Linked DNA regions of Homo sapiens: region 2 is linked to region 1. Evidence: chromatin contacts called from ENCODE Hi-C or POLR2A ChIA-PET data. All regions are on one chromosome and are shown on one strand. The core of a region is the stretch at or near the end of the contact, and the rest is flanking DNA. Distances in the headings are between cores, read along the strand shown. Region 1 holds the start of CBLB (Cbl proto-oncogene B). Region 2 overlaps C3orf52 (chromosome 3 open reading frame 52).

Region 1 (4,912 bases), core at 851-3,350:
GAAGATGAATTCTCAAAGATGAAAATGGAAACTCCCTCAACTACTGCTTCTTCACTTAAGAACTAATCTGTTTCTTTCCCCAGTAAATATTTTCAGTATCATACCAGATGATTGTCATGAGTGGTCAAAGACTTAAATAACCTGCTGGTACTCTTTTGTTATCTAAGAGCAACACAACCTCACAGAAGACAGAACAAACACTTCCAAGCATTCTATGGCCATACACCAACAAAAAGCAGCCAATGGTAAAACTTTACATACTGAGTCATGTAGAGGAACTCTGAACCTTAAAGAGTAGAAAGGATGAAAGGTTAAAAAACAAAAAAGTCTTTGAATCCAACTTTTCAAAAAACACAGAGTTGAAGAAAAATGATGAATTGAAATCAAAAGATTGTTGCCATAACAATGGTTGGTATTAATTAACAGTATAAATAAATCTGGAGAAACCACAGACAAAGTGAATAGTGTTTCGCACAGGCAACGTCAGACAGAACTTACCACTTTGTCCATGAGCTTCCAAGTCTTCTCCACGGTCCTGCGATCTGCGGCAGCTTGCTTAGGGGGTCCAACTGCATCCTGAATAGCATCAATAATACCCAAAATTCGACCTTTTCGGGGATTTCCTCCTCGACCACCAGGGTTTCTGCCATTCATTGAGTTTGCCATCTGGAATTTTAGTTCTTTAAAAGGCAGATTTAAAAAAAGAAAAGTTAGTTGGTTTTGAAAATATTTACCCACCAGAAAACTAGAGACTAACTTGTACCACTGCATCTTCCTCCATCGATTAGAGCAAAACCAAAAGTTCCGGATTCATCTTTATCAATAAGCTTGTGAATTTACACTCTCAATCTTTACACACAGTAGTTTTAAGAGCAGTGATCCTAGATTTGCTTTTACAATACTAAGAGTTAAAGATGCATCCTGCTCACGTTTCAAGTAGCTAAGGCTGAACTAATACTCAACTCATAAAAAAAAAAAAAAGAACAAACAAAACTTAAACAGGTTTCCCCCACCTAGATAAAAACAGAATGTTCTTCCCCTCCTGCCTTAATTCCAATTCAAAATACCAGAACAACTGAAGGTCCTATCATACATTTTGGGAGCCTTACGCAGAAACTTCACTTTCACTCTGTTAGATTTCTCCAAGTTACATAAACATAAAGATTATCCTACACAAACGTAAGGGACAGCTCTGTTGTCAACAAAAGCGCAGGGCATGTCCCACACTAAAACCACCAAGTACGGACACACGAACACCTTTCTTTAAATCAACGCGGTGAGTCGTTATTCCCAAGAACCAAATGAAATTAACACACAAATAGCCCATTTGAAAAGAGAAAAGAGAAAAATGACAAGAGCGGCCACGGAAAGGAGGAGTTCACTTCTCTGGCTCCTCGCCTCTGCCCTCAACCCAAAGCTTTGTTTCAGGACGCCTGTGTCCCTTCCCTGCTCAGGCCCCTTCCCGGCCCCTCGGGTCTGAGCTGCAGGAGGAAGGTGGACTGGGAGGGGACAAAGTGTCCCTCCCGTGCCCGCAGCACCGTCCGTCTAGGGCGCGGGAGGGACACTGTGGGCTCGGCGCCTGGGTGGACGCGCCTCCCGGCCGCCTGCTGCAGTCCTCACCGCCGTCTGCCTGGACGCCCTCTCCCTCCTCCCCGGCCTGCGGGTTCTGGTCTTTAAATGCCCCACTTCAAACTGGACGGCGGCGGCAAAGGCAGCTGAGAGCCAGGGCTGTCCCCTCTTCCTCCTTGGCCCGCGCCTGGCTACCCCGGGCCCCCGGGCCGGCAAGAAGTGTGGAGCCTCCCCGGCGACCCCTTCCCTTCTTGCCTTTCGGCGCCGTAGCTGTCCAGAGACACGCGTGTGCGCGGGTCCCACTCCACACGCACGCAGCCCAGTGTGTGTGGGGAGCCCCGGCTGGGAGTGGGATCGCTGAGAACAGCTCGCTCCCGAAGAAGGAGCAACCCAGCGCGCAGGCCTCCGAGACGTGGAAACGCAACAATTACCGTCAAGACAAATCCACACCCGCTCTCCCCTCCCGCCCGACTCGGGGAGGCCGCGGGACGCCGCAGCAGCACTAGCAGGAGGAGGAGACCGCTCGCTGGACACCCCACCCCTGTGGCACACACAGGACCCAGGCTCGGGGCGGGGCGGGGCGGGGGCGGGGCCGGGCGCCGCTGAGCCAATGCCGCGCAACCGCGCACTGCCCGACAGCGGGTGCAGCCAATGGACGGGAGGCGCCCGTCCTCCTCGCGCTGCCGCCCCGTCCACGTCCTCCACAGTACACAATGGCCCCAGAGGAAGGCCCGCTCGCAGCACGTCAGAAAGGAATTGGACTCGGAGAGAAATGAGGGGCCTGGACTCTCCCGGGAACGAAAGTGGAAACGGGAAAGGAAATGGACGAAGGGATGCAAGGCACGAAGGAGCTAACCAATAAGGGGTGGCAGGTGGGCGTGAGCGTCGGGACCGGGAGCCAAAGCCATCTGGGGCTGAAAGGCGGGACTTCCTGCTTCGCTTACCTTCCTAGTCTTTTGTTTCATAGCAACAGAGTAGTGGCTGGAAGGGTGTTGCTTCTCCGCTCTGGGCGGGTCCAACGCTGGAGAAATTCATCTCCCTAGGGCTGCCAAACCCTTCTACCCAGGACAGCAGCCAAACAGGTCTATGACGTTGCTTCTTGTTGGCTATCAAAAAGAGCAACAGCCACTGAGCTTCTAAAATGCAGAATAAATCTCACAGAGAGTAGGCTGGGGTGACATCTGAATGCCAACTGAAACTTCCCAAGTTTCCGAGTTTCTCTTTTGCTGTTAGTTTTAGAGGGATTGCAGACCAAACATCAGGCTGATGAAAAAGCAAATAGTTGACAACGCTGGCCAAACAGTCTCTGCTAATCATGCCAAAGCAATAAAAGTACCAGATAATGGGAATTGCTGATAAATACCTTGCACCTTTTTACTTAGTGCAAGTTTCTGCCTAAATGACTGAGGAGGAGACAGCTACTGTGTTTTGTCGGAGTCACCTTTACATAGATTTCTATCCATTTAAAAACAACCTTACTGTAGCTGCCATTCTCTACCAGCATTGTTACCTCTTTCTGTGGCTCCCTTCTTTGTGCTCTTAAAAAGGCCGACATCTGGCTAGTCTTTAAAGGAGAAAGCTACTGTGCTGGGACTTGTCTTTCAGCAATATCATAGGTTAAACAAATGCCTTCCATTTATTTCAGTTTACTTCAATCCCACCACTCATGCTACCAACAATTGCTCTGGACTTCATACTTTGGAACTTTCTTTCCACTACAGTTGATAGCGTTTATTACACTTTTCAGCTTGGACATCTCAGATGTTCTGATATTTTACATTGGGTTTTTTGTTTTTGATTTTGTTTTTTCAAATCTTGCTCTAACCACGTAACCTGATAAAATGTTTCTCAATGGTTCTAACCACTTTCTAGCAACTAAGAATTTTAATACTGTAATTATTACTATGAAGGATCCTGAGTTTTCCTTTACAGCCTTGAATTTACATGGTTAAGATTTTAATTTGACGAAAACAGAAAAAAAATGTGCCTTTGCAACCAGTCAGGTGATAAAGTGTGATTCAGGAAGTAATTTTGTTTCCTTGTCATTATTTCTGTGCCAGTAATTAAAGAGTAGTTCCTTGTTTTCACATTGCATTTATCTACAAAAGTGCTGGCCTCTCCATATCTCCTCCACCCATCCATATCTCTTTTACTCATAGTCGTAGTAGCTACATTTACTAAGGGGAGACTGTAAAAGAAAAAAACTGTGTTACCTTTAAAATAAATTTTAAAAGAATTAATGTGTAGAAGCATGTAGCAAAACAGTGGCTTAAGGGAACATTATAACTAAGTATATTACTTATATTCATATCTGGATAAATGTAAAATACCCAAAATACATGTTATAGCATGTGCCATTCCTTTTATATGGTGTTTTGCAACTGAAAGAGATGAGTTAATGAGAAAATGGCATTGCCTATGGTATCAAGCATATCATGTTGATATAAATTACAAGTTTTGAGGTGTATGGTTTGACGTATTTTGAAATATATGTATGTGAGATACGGTAGCATCCCTTACCACTTATTTGCCATCTCACTTTCCTTGGTTCTAGTTACCTGTGGACAACCAGGGTTTGAAAATAGGTGAGTATAGTACAAAAAGATATTTTGAGAGAGAGAAAAATACCACATTTATATAACTTGTATTACAGCATATTGTTATTATTTTATTAATAGTTATTGTTATTAATCTCTTACTGTGACTACTTCATAAACTTATCATAGGTATGTATGTATTGGAATACTCATAGTATATATAGCGTTCAGTATTTTCTGAGATTTCAAGCATGCACTGTGGGTTTGAGCATATCCTGTGGATGAAGGGAACTGCTGTATGTACATATGTACGCATGTGTGTGTGTGTGTGTGTGTGTGGTCAAGAAATTATAGCTTATCATCAACTAGCTATTTTATCAAGCAATCTGGAATCCAGGTTAAGTTCTGGTGTAGCAGGGTTCCCAGTTGAGCTGAAACTCGGATTCAGTTTGGTTTTCTCTCATAAACTGATGGAGCAGTAGAAGTCCTCCCTGCCAATTATTAGAAAAAGTAAATGTGCACGGGGAATAAATAACTGCTGGGATAAAACTTCAAACCCCGGGTGCCTCCAGTAGAGACACAAGAGATAAAGCACAATAAAAGATGCATGCTTCAGGACTATAAATAAGAAGACAAAGAAATGTTTCCATAAGAGATTTTAGGACATAAGCAGTAGTACTTCAAGCTGACAGAGTTGGCTAGAGAAACAGTCACCTCATTTCTATAGAACAAGTCAGTCCCCAGTAGGGTGCAGTTTAAAGTGAATGCAGCATCAGTTAGCAGTGTGGGAAATTGTAACCTAGAAA
Region 2 (4,912 bases), core at 2,413-4,912, 6.2 Mb after region 1:
AGATCGCATCATTGCACTCCAGCCTGGGTGACAAGAGTGAAACTCCATTTCAAAAGAAAAAAAAACCCAGAAACCTTCAGCCTCCTCCCATGTGAAGAGGCCTGCGATGCCTGTGGGGGCTGCTGCTGTGGTGTGGTTGGTCTTGATTTTCTTAGGCCCCTTGCAAAAATTGTTACTGGCTCTTTCCAAATGGAGGCCAGGGAGATGGGCAGAGGTCTGAGGAAAGGTTTAAGAGGCTTCCAAGGCTGAGAGGTTCAAATAGTACAGGATAAAGGGCAGGCTGCTTGTGAGACCTGAGGAGGGCTCCCAGAAGACCCTGAGCTTGGCCAAAGAGACTCAGCTGTTTCCCCAGGGCTTGGTGCTCCAGCAGGTGCTGGGAAGGCAGCTGTGAGTGGAACAAAGTCTCTGCTCTTCTGGAAATTGCATTCTTTCTCTCAGACATTTCTTCTGACGGGACATGCTGAGAAAATGTGGGGTTTTCTGTGACCCCATGTCCCACTTTCCAGAGCATGAATGTGCAATATTTGAGCCATTTTATGTTTTCAGAATGTGAGTGTCACTGCCCTCTCAAAGGGAAGGGTGCACAGAGAAGCAGTTGGGAAGTGAGGAAAGAAGAAGAGGGACTCATCGCAGGCATGCAGGCAGATGGGGGATGAGCTCAGAGGCAAACTCTAGAGAAAGGGAAAATGTGTCAGGGAGAGGCCCAGGGCCCTGGGAGGGACCAAGAGGGATGGAATGAGTTCTTACGCCAGTTTCTACGTGCTCATGAGCTGTGGGCTTGGGGGATTACCATCCCCGCCCTGTGATTACCCAGGCAACTAGTTTCCCACAATGGTAATGTTCTTAGTCTTCAAAGAGCAAAGATTCTTAAAATTGTTTGGTTTGTGTGCTCCTTAGAGAATTTGAAGACAGCTGTGTACCTTCTCCCCAGGAAAAAAAAATGTACCTACTTCTCCCCACAACACAAAATTGTACAGACAATTTCAGGGATTCCGAGTATTTCCCTGAGGCCAGCCTATGGTCCATTTGGGGTTTGTATATGTGCGCTTTAGAAGCAGAATCCAAAATTAGATTGTAATTTAGATTCCTGAGGGGTTTTGTGTGTGTTTGCTTCTCATTCTCTAATTTGGAAATACGGCGATTATTTTGACCTGACTGCATGCATATTTGGATGCCTTATAAAAATAAAAACTTAAAATATAATGATAAAGGAATTTTTTAAGTCCATCATCCCTCACCCTTCCCTATCTTTGGTCTTCTTCACCTCCTAGATGAGTGGGGCCCTGGGCTAGGAGGGGGAAGTCTGTTTTACAAAGGTCGAAGAATAGGTCAGCATCATGAGTTATTTTGGACACAGAGGAGGTACTTGGTACTGTTCTCACATGGGAAGGAGTCAGCTAGTAGACTGAGTAGGGAAAAAGGGCAAAACCAGGATTTTTGTGAGAGAGAAGAGGAAAAAGCCCCAGGTAGGGAGAATAGTGAATCTTGTCAGTCCTGTCAGTGGTGGCGAGGCTGGACTCCTGGTCTGTAGACCCCGGCGGGCTCCCCCTGTGTTGTGTCTGCTTGGGGCTTTGCATCTGCACCTGCTGTGCCCTAGGGTTCACACCATTTCTCTCATCAGAATTTCTCACAGTATATTTTACACGTTTTAAAAACGGAAATTTTAGAGTTTATGGTTAGATTATGAAAAGGGACTGGATGTTAAAATGTCCTTAGCACCCAAAAACCACATCATCAAAATTATTTCTCATGCATCCTACCCAAACAAATAAGCAAGAAACAATAAATGTCATTTGCCTTTTGAAATGTATTCAGAGCGGTGTGTGTGTGTTGGACTGAAGACTAAATTTCCTCTGTTAGGAATGTATAAACCTTGCAATTTTATCTAAGATTTTACACTAAAATTCAATGAAATGAAATGAAAACGTAAGCATTTAATAGTGGTTTTAAAAATCAGTAACTTTTGTTCATCTGTGTTTTCTTTTTAGAATGAAGTGATGGAGGCTGGTCTCTGTCTGAAAGCAGTGCTCTACCAAGTCCTGGAGATGAAGGGAATTCACTCTGTTTTGCAGAAAAGATTCTGTGGATTAATACAGAAGCACCAGCAACACCAGAGGGGTGGAGACTCCTTTCTCTCCCGATTCTACAGTCTGGCTCTAAGCCCAGTAAAACAGCTCCCGAGCACTGCTTCAGCTGGGTCCAGTCTTGACAAAGGCAGGAAGCCAGCTAGGGTGGGGGCGATAGGGTCAGCGGGTATGTCCCACTGTTGGAGGTCACTGGTATTCTGTTTGTTTTTGTTTTGTTTCGTTTTGTTTTTTGAGACAGGGTCTCGTTCTGTCGCTTAGCTGGAGTGCGGTGGCGTGATCATGGCACTGCTATTCTTGAAGCACTCCACCCACCTGGGCTACTTTTTCTTTAGTGCAGAGGTGCACTGTCTTCTTTTAGGTGGGATCGCGTAAGCATGAGCTGGTAGAGCACGGAGAGGCAGGCAGCCAGGTTACGAAGACTAAGCCAATTATTCACTGAAGTCATCCTCCTCCCCCCCACCATTCGATTTGATCTACCTCTAAGCCAGGCTGTGAAGAAAAGGAAGGCACTTTAGAAGACCTCAGCAGTGTGGTTCTGTGTCTACTTCCATGACCTGTACCTGAGTATCTTAGCCAGCCAGCCTTAGGAACACCACCAAGGTTACTTTGAAATCTATGTATATAGCTAGTTACAGACGGGAGCTATGTGTTTCTTCATTATTTTGCAGCTCCTCGTTGTTCCTGTGATTCCTGAACACCTTTTTGGAAATATGGGTCTCTGTGAGTTTTGAGCACACTACTATCACTTTGGATAGTCACTCCATTTATATTTTTATAAACTTCCATTAGAGAATCATTAAGGCTGTTTAATATCTGCTCTGGATATTACGCATTGGCTTTTTGTTGCCTAGTGCTACAAACCTTCCTGTGGGACTCAGTGTCTTCAGGCAATGATTGTGTATCCTGTTACAGATGGTTGTGATACAAGAAGAACCACTCTTCTTTGAAAATAAACTCTTGGAAGCTTTTGCCAGCTATTTGGGGGGTAGGAGGAATATTAGCAACTGTATTGGTTGTCTACAGATACAGAATTGCCTGTTGTGAGGGAACTGATTGTTTTGTTGGGAAAAGAAATTTACCAGGAGAAAGAGTTTTGTGCTGTATTGTGAGAGATCTCGCCTCTCAGTTAAATGAGCCCTGGGTTAAAGTCAGTGTGAAGGGCAGCTGTGTGCGGGCACGAGCCAGAGTGTCTGCCTCAGACTAGATTTGACTTGAGTTCTTTATGACCCAGGACTCTGGATAATGTGAATTTGCTTTCCTATTTAACTAGAAGATACATGTACTATAGATCATTGTCTCATTTTAGTGATTGTTCCTTAAACTAGTGAAACTAGTGGATTTCTCTTCTTCCTCTTTATTTTCTGCATGTTAAATGTGAACCTTAGTGTATTTGTATTTTGTAGAAAATAATGAAAAATTTTAATGGAGAATGATTTAAAAACATTTACAATACATTATTTTTGCATCTGTGTTGTTGCATTCCCATTGGCTGAGCTTTGGGCTGGGTTTTTGTTTGTTTGTTTTTTGCAGTAAATGGTGTTGAGCATAATTTTTTTCATTTCCCTTAGGGCAGCTTCCTCTTCTGGGTGAATAAGATCAAGCCAAGTTTGGCTGGGGCGGCCTGGGTTCTCCCCTCTGTTCCAGCAAGAGCAGGCAGAGGCCATCCCCTCCTCTTTCTCTGAGGCCCTCTCTGGCAGGACTTGGTATCTGAAAGGGCTTGGACTTGAAGGAACAGCCTGTTCATGTCTGGAGGCAGGATTTGGTTTTGTTCTTCCCTTCTTGTTCAGAAAGCACCAAGATGCAAGTACCTTGTCTTGGGTTTTGACCATTTGCAAGTCATAGAGAGGACTTTCCATAGATTTGACTTTTCTGCCCAAATGGTATGGGAAAAAACTAACCTTTGTGACTAACATATTTGGTGGTGTTTGAAAAAAAACGGCCCTTACAAATGCACTGTTCTGCTATAGGAGATAAATCTACTGGTCATCACACAACATCATGATGAGCATAATGCCTGGTACATAGTGAGGTTTTAATAATTGAAGGATTTGAGAAGAAAACTGCTCTTCTCTGGATGTCACTTAGATATGGATAGAATGGCAACAGCCATATCAGCAGAACCTGCTCCTGTTCCTCTGCCAACAAAAATTCCAGCCATGTGTCTGATTCTTTTTTGCCTTTCAATTTAATTTAGTTCTACAGATTTGAAAAAATGATGTGTTTTATGGAAGGCTATGGGGATACTAGTGGAGAAGACAACAATAAGAAAAGAAGCTGTTAGTCTTATTAAGGAGTCAGGATCAGTACAGATGAAACAGGAAACAGCAGAAAAAAATACCCAGGGGTCAAAAACAAAGGCAGTCTGGGCGCGGTGGCTCAAGCCTGTAATCCCAGCACTTTGGGAGGCCGAGGCAGGCAGATCACCTGAGGTTAGGAGCTCGAGACCAGCCTGACAAACATGGTGAAACCCCATCTCTACTAAAAATTAGCCAGGCGTGGTGGCAGGCGCCTGTAATCCCAGCTACTCAGGAGGCTGAGGCAAGAGAATCGCTTGAACCTAGGAGGCAGAGGTTGCAGTGAGCTGAGATCACGCCATTGCACTCCAGCCTGGGTGACAAGAGTGAAACTCCATAACAAACAAACAAACAAACAAACAAACAGAAACAGTAGGGTTGCGGGTGGTCAGAGAAAAGAGTGGTCAGTATAATCAGAGGACGTTTTTTTGTAGGAAGTAGGACTGAAGCCGAATCCTGAAGCACTGGTGGGATTTGAATAAGAAGATTTGCCTTCCTTTACACATGTTCGTGTCTTCTTAGGATGAGGTA

What was found. A loop is a pair of places that touch in the nucleus more often than their neighbours do. ChIA-PET counts read pairs that join two places held with the same protein, here RNA polymerase II (POLR2A). Pooled maps may share reads with other maps.
Region 2: a loop to region 1 is called in a pooled map, with 4 times the contacts of the local background. The contact joins the enhancer-like site here to the promoter of CBLB in region 1. A Hi-C loop is called at or near these places in 1 of 37 single-sample maps with no recorded cell type and 2 of 50 pooled maps. POLR2A ChIA-PET finds 5 or more read pairs at or near these places in 1 of 52 experiments (OCI-LY7).

The regions. Positions count from the first base shown.
Region 1 is chr3:105,866,912-105,871,823 of GRCh38, forward strand. CBLB (Cbl proto-oncogene B) reads right to left here and starts at 2,101. Exons shown (of 19, transcript NM_170662.5): 1 at 1,825-2,101; 2 at 499-680. The coding sequence starts at 666. RefSeq lists enhancers at 1-22, 53-102, 223-312 and a silencer at 2,070-2,299.
Region 2 is chr3:112,114,654-112,119,565 of GRCh38, forward strand. It overlaps C3orf52 (chromosome 3 open reading frame 52), which reads left to right. Exons shown (of 6, transcript NM_024616.3): 6 at 1,989-3,557. The coding sequence ends at 1,993. Among named protein-coding and RNA genes, the nearest start is that of MIR567, 4.3 kb to the left of the region's middle. RefSeq lists enhancers at 183-442, 463-542, 553-602, 833-922, 1,479-1,538. Within about 2 kb of position 3,663, at least 5 of the 41 ENCODE cell types and tissues checked have a DNase peak (open chromatin) inside an H3K27ac peak, as active enhancers do; they include OCI-LY7, where a contact is called at or near this core.